Regions from separate parts of the Homo sapiens genome. Here all the other regions are linked to region 3. A link is a contact called in ENCODE Hi-C or POLR2A ChIA-PET data. All regions are on one chromosome and are shown on one strand. Each heading gives the region's core, a stretch centred on a gene start or an enhancer-like site at or near the end of the contact. The rest is flanking DNA. Distances are from core to core; before and after follow the strand shown.

Region 1 (4,234 bases), core at 1,364-3,863, 99 kb after region 3:
AATGTGCAGGCAAGGCTGAGAATTATTGCTCTAACCCACAGCAGTAGTTCTCCAACTAGGAAAGGCATCGAATTCACCTGGATTACTTGTAAAAAAGATTTTGGGGCCCCCACCCTGTGAGTTTCTGAATCAGCAGGTCTGGGGTGGGGCTGGAGAATTTGCACAAGTTTCCAGGTGATACTGATGCTGGTGGTCCAAGAACCATGCTTTAAGAACTACTCTACAGAAGCAAGAGCTACTACTACTCCTCTTGGTAATACATAGCAATTAACATTTTTCAAGGTACATTATTCCAGCGAGCCTTCACTGTTCTGGAAGGTCCAATGGGATAATGTCCTCTGTTAAATGAAGTGAAAACTGATACTCAAGTGTCTTAGCCAAGTTTATAAGTGTTATATAATCTTCACTTCTTCTTTTCTTTCTTTCTGTAAAATTCTTTGGCTTATACTTAGGTTTTCTGACATATAGTTCAATCTTCTTTCCACTGTACTAACACCAGGCTCTAAATTCCAAGAGGGCAAAAACCTTATCTATCTTGTTTACTCGTATTCCTCCTGAACCTAAAACAGTCGGTGCTCAATACATACGTTTGAATGACGAAATGAATCATGGGGTGTAAAAACTAGTGTGACATGGGTTCTAAATGAGAAAACTGTATTACAGGATGATTTCAGCTCATATGAAAGAATTTTAACAATTAGCCGGACACAGGGGCTCATGCCTGTAATCCCAGCACTCTGGGATGCCAAGGTGGGCAGATCATTTGAGCTCAGGAGTTCGAGACCAGCCTGGCTAACATGGGGAAACCTCGTCCTTACTAAAAAAATACAAAAATTAGCCAGGCATGGTGGCAGGTGCCTGTAATACCAGCTACTCGGGAGGCTGAGGCAGGAGAATCACTTGAACCCAGGAAGCGGAGGTTGCAGTGAGCCGAGATCACGCCACTGCACCCCAGCCTGAGCAACGGGGTGAGACTCTGTCTCAAAAATGATTAATTAATTAAGAATTTTAACAATTAAAATAATTCAAAAAATAAAATGAACTGACTCAATAAGTAGTGAGCTCCCTGTCCTTGGAAAGATGCAAGCAGAGGCCAAATAGCCATGTAACAGAAATGTCACAAAGCAACTATACACCCCAAGACAATGTATAGTTGATCTCCATCACCTCTAATATTTTTCACAAAGCTAAATTTAACTCCTGTGTGATCCAGTAGAGAGGCGGCACTCTATGAATCCTTCTTGACTACTGGTCAGCAAGCCTGCCAATAGCTTCACTACATAAGTTTACACCAATTGTTGCACTTCTCAGCCTCAATTTCCCTGGACACAAAAGGAAGTGGTTTGTCAACCTCTTGGGATTGTCTAACAAAGTGACTGGCAAATAATAAACAACTAACAGATGTACCCAAGAACTTAAAATGCATACGACGTCTGCCTTTTCCCCTCTCTGCCATTCTGCATTGCAACTAATCCTGCATCTAATTGATATCTCCATGAAAATTAAACTTGAGGAAGAACCAAGGGCAAATCCAAAACCACACTGAGCCACCCTTTGAATTCCATACCTTTGCCAGTTTAATTATCAGTCTATTATTTTTTAAAAGTCCATTCTTCTAACAGCCACTTTCTGGGCACCCACTGTGGGCAGAACACTATGCAAGACCCTTGGAGAATACAGAGAAGGCTCATGCCCTTCTCTGCCTTCTTGGGTGTGTACCTGCAACTACCACATTGTTTAAAGATAGCTCTGAATTTCCCCCACCTGGGTAATGTCGAGGGCTTCATTAAAATTTACTAGTGCAGAGCTGTGTTTACAGATTGATTTCATCAAGGAAAACCAAAACACAGAATAATAGAATGAGGAGTGAACCAAGACCCAGATGAAAATTTTTAATTTTTAAGGTCTAGGATACCAGTTGTCAAGGTTTACCTCTTCGTAACGGGTCAGAACACAGTGCTGTGCCTGGCCCAGCCCTTGTCCAAAATCCATTTCACTCACACCTGAATGATATAAAGGGGTCATCCTGAGAATGGTTCTTAGGCAACAGCTTCTCAACATCACCAACACTGTGAAGTCTTAGAGGCACTAGATTTCCAAGGGGAAAGGATAAGAAACTGGGGAAGACTCCCAGGCAGCCATATAAAGCCTAAGACTCTTTATTTACTTACTTTGTATATTAAAAACTGTTTCTGGCTGGGCGCAGTGGCTCACGCCTCTAATCCCAGCACTTTGGGAGGCCGAGGTGAGTGGATCACCTGAGGTCAGGAGTTCCAGACCAGCCTGGACAACATGGTGAAACCCCATTTCTACTAAAAATACAAAAATTAGCTGGGCATGGTGGCACATGCCTGTAATCCCAGCTATTCAGGAGGCTGAGGCAGGAGAATCGCTTGAACCCGGGAGGTGGAGGTTGCAGTGAGCCAAGATCGCACCACTGCACTCCAGCCTGGACGACAGAGCAAGACTCAGTCTCAAAAAAAAAAAAAAAAAAAAAAAAAAAAAACTGTTTCCACAGTACCAACAAATGAGAACCCACACAGCAGCTATTAAAACACTGAGAACTCCCTGGAGGACCCTACAAAGACGGTCAGTTTGGAACCAAAGCGGAGATTCCATTTGTCAGAGAAGTTGAAACCTTTGGCTCCCATGTTAGACAATGCAAATGACCTCTTCAGAATGTAGGAGGCCAAGAGAGAATGACTCAGAAAAGGGAAGCCAGTCATATACTCCAAAGCCAGAGATGAAAGGCTGAGATGAGTGTTTGCTGTCATGATTCAGCTCTTAAACAGATTCTGACAGCCACATTCAGGTGCCTGTTAACAAGGCTTTTCTTCCTTAAGGAATATCAAAAACAGCCTGCAGAAACAGTTCATAAGCATACACTGTCAAGATTCTGGACACTTAAACTACCAAGCAGTTTGCCGAGGGCATCACTGCAACGATAAAACATTCAAAAAGCTAACATTTTATTGTCCAGTTCCTGTAGACATACAGCTGAGGAGATTAGGGAGGAAAAGATTGCAGGTTGAAATCTTGTAGCCCAGAGGTCCCAAAACTCTAAGATGTTTAAGAATCACCTGGAGTGCTTGATAAATGCAGAACCCCAGGCCCAGCCCCTAAAAAGGTTAACTGTATGAACGCAAAAAAGGCACTGCCCCATAAGGACTCCATATTTCAGTAAGCACCCCATGCCTTTCAAAGGTAGGTGGTCCCTAGACAACTCTTGAGGAAACGCTGACCTGGTCCAATGGGCTATTTTTGTAAGTAAGAAAAATGAAGCCCAAAGTAGTGCAGTGACTTGCCCAAGTCCAACTTCCTAAGTCCAATAATGGCTCCACAAGGAAGAAAGCTAGAAATAAGAATAGATGCCTCACATTATAACCCAAATTGCTGAAGAGCATGGTCAGCCCCTAGGGCAGCAGACAGCAAGCTAGGTCCTTAAACAGAGCCTCTTCCCAATGAAAGAACCTGCAAAAGAGGTCCCCTGGAAGGAAGACTGATAAGCGAATAGCAATAACTGGATTCAGCAGGGCCCCTGTGTTTCTTGCCACAGAACTCTGTCTACACCCCAAACACTGTCACCTGCACTGCCACTTCCTATTCACCTGACTGTGAACACCTGCAGGGCAGGGACTGGGTCCCATCCATCTCTGCATCACCACTGTCACATAGAAAGTCTTCATGAACTCTTTTATTCCAAGAATGAACGCTGTTACCACCCTCTGCATAGAATGCCTTCCAAGACGCTGGTTCACCTGCTGCATTTCCCTTCATCCCAGCTCCAGCTCAGGTGTCACCTCCTCCCACCAGACACAACCAGGTGTTCCTTCCTACCTCTCCCAGAGGACCCTGTACTTACCTGTTAGTACTTATCACACAGCTTTGTAATCATCTTGTTTACCTATGAGACAACTCCTTGAGAGCAATGATTTTGTCTTTGAAACCTCAGCCCCTAGCTCAGCTTGCCATGCAGAAGTTGCTCAACAAATGTTTAGAAGGTGTTCAATAAACGGAGGGAGGCAGGAAGAATGAAAGGGAGAAACTAATCTAAAATATCTCACTACAGACTCAAAACCCTACAAAGTTGTAGATGTGCTCTGCTGGGGTAAAGAAATACTTTAGTATTTCCTCTGCTCAAATCTGAAAAGTCAAGTCACCTTCTCTCCAGAGCCACCATGATCAGAGAGTTGTATTGGCAGCACTTGGAAAGGTCCTCCCCTGTGAATACCCC
Region 2 (4,326 bases), core at 1,010-3,509, 71 kb after region 3:
TTTTCAATGTTATATTTGCACAAACAATTCAAAAGCCAAAGATTTTCTTTTTAATTATTTTTTTTTATAGCGATGAGGTCTCATTATGTTGCCCAGGCTGGTTTCAAGCTCCTAGGCTCAAGCGATCCTCCTGCCTCAGCCTCCCAAAGTGCTGAGATTACAGGCATGAGCCATAGCGCCCAGCCTCAAAGGTTTTCTTGATTATGGTGGTCATTATACAAATCTGCACAGGACTACATACACATGTGCACACACACAAATGAGTACATATAACACAAATGATATCTGAATAAGACTGTAGCATTGTCAATTTCCTGGTTTTGATGTCATACTATACCTACATAAAATATTAACACTGGGGAAGTGGGGTGAAGGGCACACAGGATCCCTCTGTACCATTTGTTGCCACTTCCTGTGAGTCTATAATGTTTTTTTTTTTTTTTTTTTTTTTTTTTTTTAGACGGAGTCTGGCTCTGTCGCCCAGGCTAGAGCACAGTGCCATAATCTTGGCTCACTGCAACCTCCACCTCCTGGGTTCAAGTGATTCTCCTGCCTCGGCCTCCCCTAGCTGGGATTACAGGCGTCCACCACCACGCCCAGCCAATTTTTGTATTTTTAGTAGAGATACATTTTCACCATGTTGGCTAGGCTGGTCTCGAACTTCTGACCTCAAGCGATCTGCCAGCTTCAGCCCCCAAAGTGCTGGGATTACAGGCACGAGCCACCATGCCCGGCCTTGTAATGATTTTTAAATTACAATAACATTTATAAAGCCAAACATTTTATAATTTCAAAATGTGGCTTCTCTTTAAAAATAACAGGATCTGGCAACACAGGGCCTCAAGGATAACAACTGGATGGAGCCGGGTAGTAGCTGCTGCCCTGTAAATGGCCAAGGCTCTCCGATTCATCTCCCTAACGCCAAAGCTGAGTGTTGGCTGCCATTGATCCCAGTTGCATGCACTGGTTTTTCTCTTACAAAAGATAAATATTTATCTATCAAAAACAGGAAAATGAAAGGTCAAGAGTCTTATGTTTCCAGAAAAAAGGAAGACCACAACATTTTTGTGAGTGCGGAGAACATTCCTAACAGTTTGGTCTTCAATCTCTTACCCTTCATCTCGTGCTACCTGCCTGACCTCTGAAGCATTTGAGGTTTAGACTCCCAGACTCTCTTTTGGACCAAATTTCTTACTATGTCAGCAAATAAACTTTAAAATCAAACCACTGGAAAAGAACACAGCTTAAGTACACAACATCTCATTCTCCCCTAAGTATGTTGGTTCTTTCATCTCACCTTTCCTGAGAACACAGGATCCCGCTCTCAGCCATCAAAAGGAAAGGTTCCACCCCTTATGCAAGATCACAACCAGAAAAATAAGCGGGATTTCTTTTCTCCACTGAAACTATAGTTCTATTTAGTAAGGCAGGGAAAAGACCCTTAGGGTGTGCGTTCCCCCACCTTTCTTACCACCCCACCACCCCACCCACTCCCGGAGAACGTGCTTGGAATGCAACTGTCCCTGAAAAGGGGGCGGGCATAGTCACAGACAACCCAAGTAAATTGCCAGTGAATGTTTTTAGCATAGCCATTTCCAACCAGGTTACACAAAAAGATCACCTGGGGCTCCAGCCTGATGGAGGAATTTTAATATCCTCTCCTCAGGTGACACCCATGCAGTCTGCCCAGCATGAATCCATCCTGGGGTGCCTGGAAATCAGTGATCTAGAAAACTCTGACCCCTGGCTACCTGGACAGCAGGGTAGGACATACGTCTCCAGCCACTAGCCACAGGTGGCAACTGAGCCCTTGAAATATGGTTAGTGTGACTTGAGATGTGCTGTAAGAGTCATGTACACATTGGATTTTGAAGACTCAGAATTTTAAAAAAGAATGTAAAATATCTGAGAGTTTTTTTATGCAATTACATATGGAAATGATAATATTTTGGATATACTGGGTTAGAAAAAAAGTGTTGTTAAAATTAATTTTGTCTGTTTCTACTTTTTTAACGTGGCTACTAGAAAGTCTTAAATTACCTTTGTAGCTCATATCATATTTCTACTGCACAGCCAGACTCAAGGAGACACTCATCATTCTAGAGTGGGGATTACAGTCATAACTAAAAACGCAAGAAGGCTGGCCATGCTGGTTTCCACCTGCCAACTCTATGATGTTAAACGAGTTCTCAATCTCTGATGTTCAGTTTCCTCCCCTGTACACAGGCATAACATCCACACCCTGGGCTGCTGCTGAGCGCACATAAAAGAAGAGAGCTGGAAGCACTAACCACGCATCTTCTCCCAGCTGGTACTCAACACCTGCACACTGCCGGCCCTTCTTCCTTCCCCGCCTTCCTTAAGGACACAAAATTTGAGTCTAGATCATCTGGCTTCAAATTTACTAACCACAACGTCCAGTTCTGCACAGTGGCAGCAAGTAGGACAGTGGTTCTCCATCTACAGGGTAAAAGGAATCACCTGGGAAGCCCAAATCTCCCAGAGATTCAGACTCTGTCCACCTGGTATGGGTCCAGGTATACACATTTCCCACAAGCATCTCAGAACATCCTGATGCCTGGGGTCTAGAAGTCACTTTGAGAAACACTGACACAGCTGAGAAATTGTGACCAATATCGGCAAGACTCCCTGGGGACCTCCCCAGCCAGTCAGAAAGACCAGCCTCAACAAGGCAGGTGTGACCCACCTGTTGAGACACCAGGAACTGGTCACAGGCCTTTTCCCAGCAAATGGCTGCTTTCCTGAGATCTTTCAAACCTAGGCAGGGAATCACCATCTGCCCTGGGCACTGCTTCAAACATCAGAAGGCAGCTGATATTTTCTGCCCTCACACAAGGCCCCTTAAGGTAGTCAAAAAATATGGACAATTTCAAGGTAACCAACAGCTTGGCCACTGGGCTAAAAAGACCTTGCTGAAGCCAGGCATGGTGGTGTGGGTCTGTAGTCCCAGCTCCTCGGGAGGCTGAGGCAGGAGAATGGCTTGAGGCCAAGAGTTCAAGGCTGCAATGTGCTATGATCGCACCTGTGAACAGCCACTGCACTCCAGCCTGGGCAGTATTGCATGACCCTGTCTCTAAAAAAATAAACAAATAATAAGTAAATAAGACTGCGATGCTTATTTACTTACCAGCAGTACCAGGCGGGTCTTTTTTTCTGCCTTTGACTGGTACTCTTGCCTGAACATTCTGAGTGTCAGTCTTCTGGATGTTACTCTTCCGCAGAAGCATTGCTCTGCCCTTCTAGGAGCCGACAGGAAGAAGCTCCATGCACAGACCTGCAAGTCCCAGCAGGCTGTTTGTTCTGGGGCCTTTAGCCACTCAAAGAAGTCATCTCACTGAACGTGAATGTTGGACAGGCAGCTCACACAGATCGATTCGACTCCAGGAGGCACAGACAGAAGAAAGCACTCTCTTTATCTAAGCCAAACAGTCACTGCTCCTTCCCTTGGTTTAAAAATCCTCTCTGTGCTAAACCACCTCCACCTCAAAGCAGTACAAAAGAGCAATTTCTTGGAGAACAAAAATTAAAATATCCTTCCCCAATAATATTTCTGTCAGTAAAATGTGGCCTAGAAACTCAACCTCTTCTTCCTTCTCAACGCAAATTTCCTTTCTATTTATGGAAAAAATACAGTCTGAATGAATTGCCACATTTCCCCACTAAATTCAAACTGCCTCAAATTATTTTTGAAGATAGGGTATGAAGTAAATAAGCACTGAATCTGAGAACTCTGACATATTTCTTTATTTTTAACACAGGAAAATGATCTGGGATTTGTGCAGAATGAAGTAACACCAAGCACATGCTGACTCCAGCAGATCAGCCCCAGGCCCCCTGCCACAGAGCATTTCCCCCATCACTCACCTTCCAGAGTGTGCTTCTCACATTCTACTGCCTCACCATCCTCTGTTCTATGCCCCAGATAGAACAGACCAGTGTCGCCTGAACATTACTGGGTCTCCATGTAGCCCAGTGTCCACTTGGTGGCCATACAAGCAAGCAATCCAACTCAAACATAATAAAAATTAACTTAAAATGTTAGGGGATCTCTTGTGGAGCACCAAAAGGAGGGAATTAAATTATTAATGCACAGGAAAGTATCTTCAAAATCCCAATGCACAGGAAAGTATCTTCAAAATCCTTTCTCCTTCTCTACCACTTGATATCCTAAACACAGACAGCTCCTCTGGAAACTTCCTTTTACTTTTCATCTCCTGTGCTGATAAACACTTCTTGCCTCTCCCTCCTCCTCTCCTTTGGCCTCCATTCTCTCTTCTCACCTACAAGTATTGGCCCTTTCAGATG
Region 3 (4,302 bases), core at 1,092-3,591:
CTGATCCAAAAACCAAGGTCCACATTCAGAGATGAGGAGGCTGATCGGGAAGCTGTGGTCAGGGATCTTGAGTTAAGCCACCACTTGAATGGAGGAGTCTGGAGAATGAGTGTTAACTGGGCAATTTCAAGGGCTCTCTCTGTCACTCCACCGAGAATGTCTCCATTCTCTCAAAGTTCATGTGGATGCAGATGGCTTCCAAATCCACACATTGGACTCCAAATTTCCAAATTCCCATTAGAAACATTCTCCTGGAAGTCCTTCCCTTGCCAAGAAACTTGACATGTCAAAAGATGGAATTCAACATTCTTTCCAGCACTCTTCACAAATCCCCCCAACTCCATGAGTGCCACAATTACTCTCCTAGCCAACCAGGGAAGGCATCTCCTGGGCCACATGGAGTCTTACCTCTCTGTGGTCCTTAAATACACCACAAGGAGCCCTGGTCATTTCATTCTCCAAAAGACACTTTGACCTCAGCCTCTGCTCTTCACTCCCATTGCCACCATGCTAGGGGTGAGGCCCTCATGGCTTCAAACTGAAATTCTTTCAAATCTTTAACAAGCCTCTTGACCTGCAGGAACTAGAATGGTTACTCTTAAAAAGCACTTGCTTTGGGCCTGTGCCAAATGCTTGACATGAAAGAGCTCATTTAGCTGGGTGTGGTGGCTCATGCCTGTAATCCCAGCACTTTGGGAGGCCAAGGCGGGTGGATCATGAGGTCAGGAGTTCAAGACCAGCCTGGCCAACACAGTGAAACCTGGTCTCTACTAAAAATACAAAAAAAATTAGCCGAATGTGGTGGCAGACACCTATAGTCCCAGCTACTTGGGAGGCTGAGGCAAGAGAATTGCTTGAACTCAGGAGGCAGAGGTTGCAGCGAGCCGAGATCATACCACTGTACTCCAGCCTGGGTGACAGAGTGAGACTCCATCTCAAAAAAAAAAAAAAAAAAAAAGAAGAAGAAGAAAGAGCTCATTTAATCTCAACAACTCTGTTATGGTCATCTCCAATTTACAAATAAGGCAACTGAAGCCCTGTAAGGTGGAGTAATTTGTCCATACCGCAAAGACAGTAAGTGGCAGTGCTCAGCCTCAGTAGAGAACTGTGTGAAACCAGAACTATATCATCTCTCCCAGGTGAGGGGGTTGGGACAAGGACTAGAAATAGGGGGCACTGCTGAAATGTGGGTATCAGGGGACCAGGTAGGGACTGGACCTTCCAGTCCAGGCAAATAATCAACAACCTGGACACCTATAGGCATTGAAGAAGGTGGCAAACAGGGAGCAAGTCAGAGAGGAAGCAGGCAGAGCAGCTGGGGGACAAATGCTGTCCCTGGTGAGAAGGGAGGGAGCCAGACGCCATCTGACATTAGCTATCTGCAAAGGCATTGGGAGTAGGAAGCAATCCTTGGCAAGAGCCATCCACTACCTCACACTTGGGCTCCCAGTCCAGACTGGGCTTGGCTGTCTGCAAATACTGCTGAAAACTGTTTTTATGAAGCCAGGGAAGGCCCAGGGGCTCCTAGGCCCCAGGATAGGACAATAGACTGGTATGGGCCAGCAAGTTGTCAGTCCGGAGGGTGACATGGACACTGTCAGAGTCAAGAGCCAGCAGGATGTTAGCCAATAGGTAGCATGGTAAGGGGACAAGATTACCATTTCTGAATTACCTATACTCACATCCTCATTTTTTTTTTCTTTTTGAGATGGAATCTTGCTCTGTCTTCCATGCTGGAATGCAGTGGCATGATCTCACTCACTGCAACTTTCACCTCCCGGGTTCAAGCAATTCTCCTGCCTCAGCCTCCCGAGTAGCTGGGATTACAGGCGTGCAACACCATGCTTGGCTGATTTTTGTATTTTTAGTAGAGACGGGGTTTCACCATGTTGGCCAGGCTGGTCTCGAACTTCTGGCCCCAACTGATCTGCCCACCTCGGCCTCCCAAAGCGCTGGGATTACAGGTGTGAGCCACTGCGCCCGGCTTACTGACATCCTCTTTTAAGCCCACTCCCCAGTGTTAACTTATTCTAGTCTGCGTTGTATACTTAATGAGCACGTGGATTTTTTCTTTGTTTCCTCTACTCAAACCCAGCTTGTTCCTTTTCATCCAAACTGCCCTCCTGTACCATCTTAAATTTATCACCAATCAAAGGGATTCCATTTGTTAGGCTAATTTCCAAACTTCCTAAGGTCGCAGAGCATTCTGGAGCTAGAAAGGCTTGGAAAGCATCTGGCCCAAGTTCCTCATACTTGATATGGGCTCAAAGTCACTAGGACTTACCCACAGCCCGAAAGGAAGATGGCTGACTACAAGTCCACACCTGACTCCTGTTGCAACATACTGCCTTTTGCCCTCACCTAATGCACCTAGAATTGCTCTCTTTTCCTCCTTTCTCATCACAATTCCAAGTGACTCATGCAGCACCTGGCACATAGATAATGCTGAATGAATGTATGCTTATTTGGATTCGATGATCTCAATTTACAAAGATGAACTTACTGTAAGGTGTGAATGACTGATAACTATCCCTTAATTCTTCCGAGTACAGTATTTGCATTTTAAAACAATCTGCTGATGGTTTGGTGAAAAAGATGTGGTGAAATTTCTTTTCACCAAATTAGCTGGTAGAAATTTGTAAGACACAAAAGTATTCTGGGACAAGAGAGTGTTTCCAAAAGTGCCTCAAATCCACACACGGGGCCGGGCATGGTGGCTTACACCTGTAATCCCAGCACTTTGCCAGGCCGAGGCAGGTGGATCACTTGAGCCTACAAGTTCAACATCAACCTGGGCAACATGGAGAAACTTTGTCTCTACAAAAAATACAAAAATTAGCCAAGTGTGGTGACGTGCACCTCAGCTACTTGGGAGGCTGAGGTGGGAGGACAGATTGAGCCCGGGAGGCCGAGGCTGCAGCAAACCATGATTACATCACTGTACTCCAAGCTGGGCAACAGAGTAAACCCTGTCTCAAAAAAAGAAAACGAAACAGAAAAAAAAACAAATCCACACACGGTACTGGTAGCACAGGCGTACACCTGGTGGGCATTGTGTTCTACGTCAATGCCACACTGTAACCACTAGAGGGAGCTCCAAGCTCCCTCTCCACCACCTCCATTTGCTGCCAGAGGACGGGACAGTTGGTTTGTAAGGTTATTTGACTGGGCCAGGGGACTGCACATTAAAGCCTTTCTCTTTGCATCATCCCTTAGGATTCTCTCTTCTCCAAATGCTCTCTAGCTTGGAAGTGGGTCGTCCCAGTTAGGCTTGGAGAGGCTGGATGAGGTTAGCCTTAGAATAAAATAACTTTGCCTTCTCTCCTCACCCCCACCTTTCCAGCGGGTCAGGAGTCAGGGCTGGGCTCAGGGATGCAGGACCAAGAAGCTACTCTGTTGACTTTTAGGGCTGTGGGCTGCTCGGGCCTGCCCTCAGCCTAAGGACAAAGAAGCCCTCACGGGGACCAACATCACCAGAAAGGGGTTTGTGCTCAAACCCTAGCCTGGCCTCATCCACCAGCATGTGCCCTGGCACCTGTTATGGGTAGCTGGGAAGGAAGAAAATCAGTTTCCAGGATGCTAGGTCTGGCCATTTCCATCCTACATATCATATCTGTCTTATCACAACACACCACTCCCGCTGCACCAGAGGGGTCTGCATACCCTACTGCCTAGCCTCTCTGGTCCCAAGGGAATGGTCCTCCCCTCCATTCCATTTCTCCCTCCCTTTCCTTCAAGAAAGCAAGCTCCCATCCCCTACAGCAGCAGCTCTCAGATGCAGTCCTTGCACTAGCAGCATCAGCATGAACCTGTCAGAAATGTGAACCTTCAGACCCTACCTCAGACCTGCAAGTGGGAACCCTACATTCTAAAACTCCAGGCTGGGGCCCAGCAACCTACCTTTTTACTCCAAGTGATTCTGATGCAGCTAAAGTGTGAAAGTCACTGCCCTACAGAGTGGAGAGGTGCTGTCTCACCCTAAACTAACTGTGCCTGATCTCAAAGTCAGCATTTGCCAACTACCAGAATACTTGGGCTGTGCAAAGTCGTCCCTGGAGAGGCCAAAATAATCTAATCATAATCAAATAGCAGCTAACATCTAACAGTCTATTCCATGCCACCAGGCATGATACACAGCACTTCATACACTTCTTCCTCACAATAATCCTGAGGCAGATGCAATTATCAACCCCATTCTACAGTTCATCAGGGTTGAGAGACAGTGAATAACTCGACCAAAGTTGCACAGCTGACAGGTGGTGGGGACAGGGTGTGCACAGAGATCTACCCGGTTCTGAAGTC

The links. Hi-C counts contacts between places; a loop is a spot of excess contacts on that map. ChIA-PET counts read pairs that join two places held with the same protein, here RNA polymerase II (POLR2A). Pooled maps may share reads with other maps.
Region 1: a loop to region 3 is called in a pooled map, with 2.1 times the contacts of the local background. The contact joins two enhancer-like sites. A Hi-C loop is called at or near these places in 3 of 168 maps with a recorded cell type or tissue (ascending aorta, dorsolateral prefrontal cortex and sigmoid colon) and 8 of 50 pooled maps. POLR2A ChIA-PET finds 5 or more read pairs at or near these places in 3 of 52 experiments (Panc1, activated CD4-positive, alpha-beta T cell and naive thymus-derived CD4-positive, alpha-beta T cell).
Region 2: a loop to region 3 is called in a pooled map, with 2.2 times the contacts of the local background. The contact joins two enhancer-like sites. A Hi-C loop is called at or near these places in 2 of 168 maps with a recorded cell type or tissue (ascending aorta and dorsolateral prefrontal cortex), 1 of 37 single-sample maps with no recorded cell type and 9 of 50 pooled maps. POLR2A ChIA-PET finds 5 or more read pairs at or near these places in 4 of 52 experiments (H1, WTC11, activated CD4-positive, alpha-beta T cell and 1 more).

What each region holds. Positions count from the first base shown.
Region 1 is chr10:95,526,443-95,530,676 of GRCh38, forward strand. All of the region lies in intron 1 of SORBS1 (sorbin and SH3 domain containing 1), which reads right to left. Among named protein-coding and RNA genes, the nearest start is that of SORBS1, 33 kb to the right of the region's middle. Within about 2 kb of position 2,614, at least 3 of the 41 ENCODE cell types and tissues checked have a DNase peak (open chromatin) inside an H3K27ac peak, as active enhancers do; they include ascending aorta, where a contact is called at or near this core.
Region 2 is chr10:95,498,636-95,502,961 of GRCh38, forward strand. The region is part of intron 1 of SORBS1 (sorbin and SH3 domain containing 1); the gene reads right to left. Among named protein-coding and RNA genes, the nearest start is that of SORBS1, 61 kb to the right of the region's middle. Within about 2 kb of position 2,260, at least 6 of the 41 ENCODE cell types and tissues checked have a DNase peak (open chromatin) inside an H3K27ac peak, as active enhancers do; they include ascending aorta and dorsolateral prefrontal cortex, where a contact is called at or near this core.
Region 3 is chr10:95,427,475-95,431,776 of GRCh38, forward strand. All of the region lies in intron 6 of SORBS1 (sorbin and SH3 domain containing 1), which reads right to left. Among named protein-coding and RNA genes, the nearest start is that of SORBS1, 130 kb to the right of the region's middle. RefSeq lists enhancers at 2,796-2,885, 2,997-3,497. Within about 2 kb of position 2,342, at least 9 of the 41 ENCODE cell types and tissues checked have a DNase peak (open chromatin) inside an H3K27ac peak, as active enhancers do; they include ascending aorta and dorsolateral prefrontal cortex, where a contact is called at or near this core.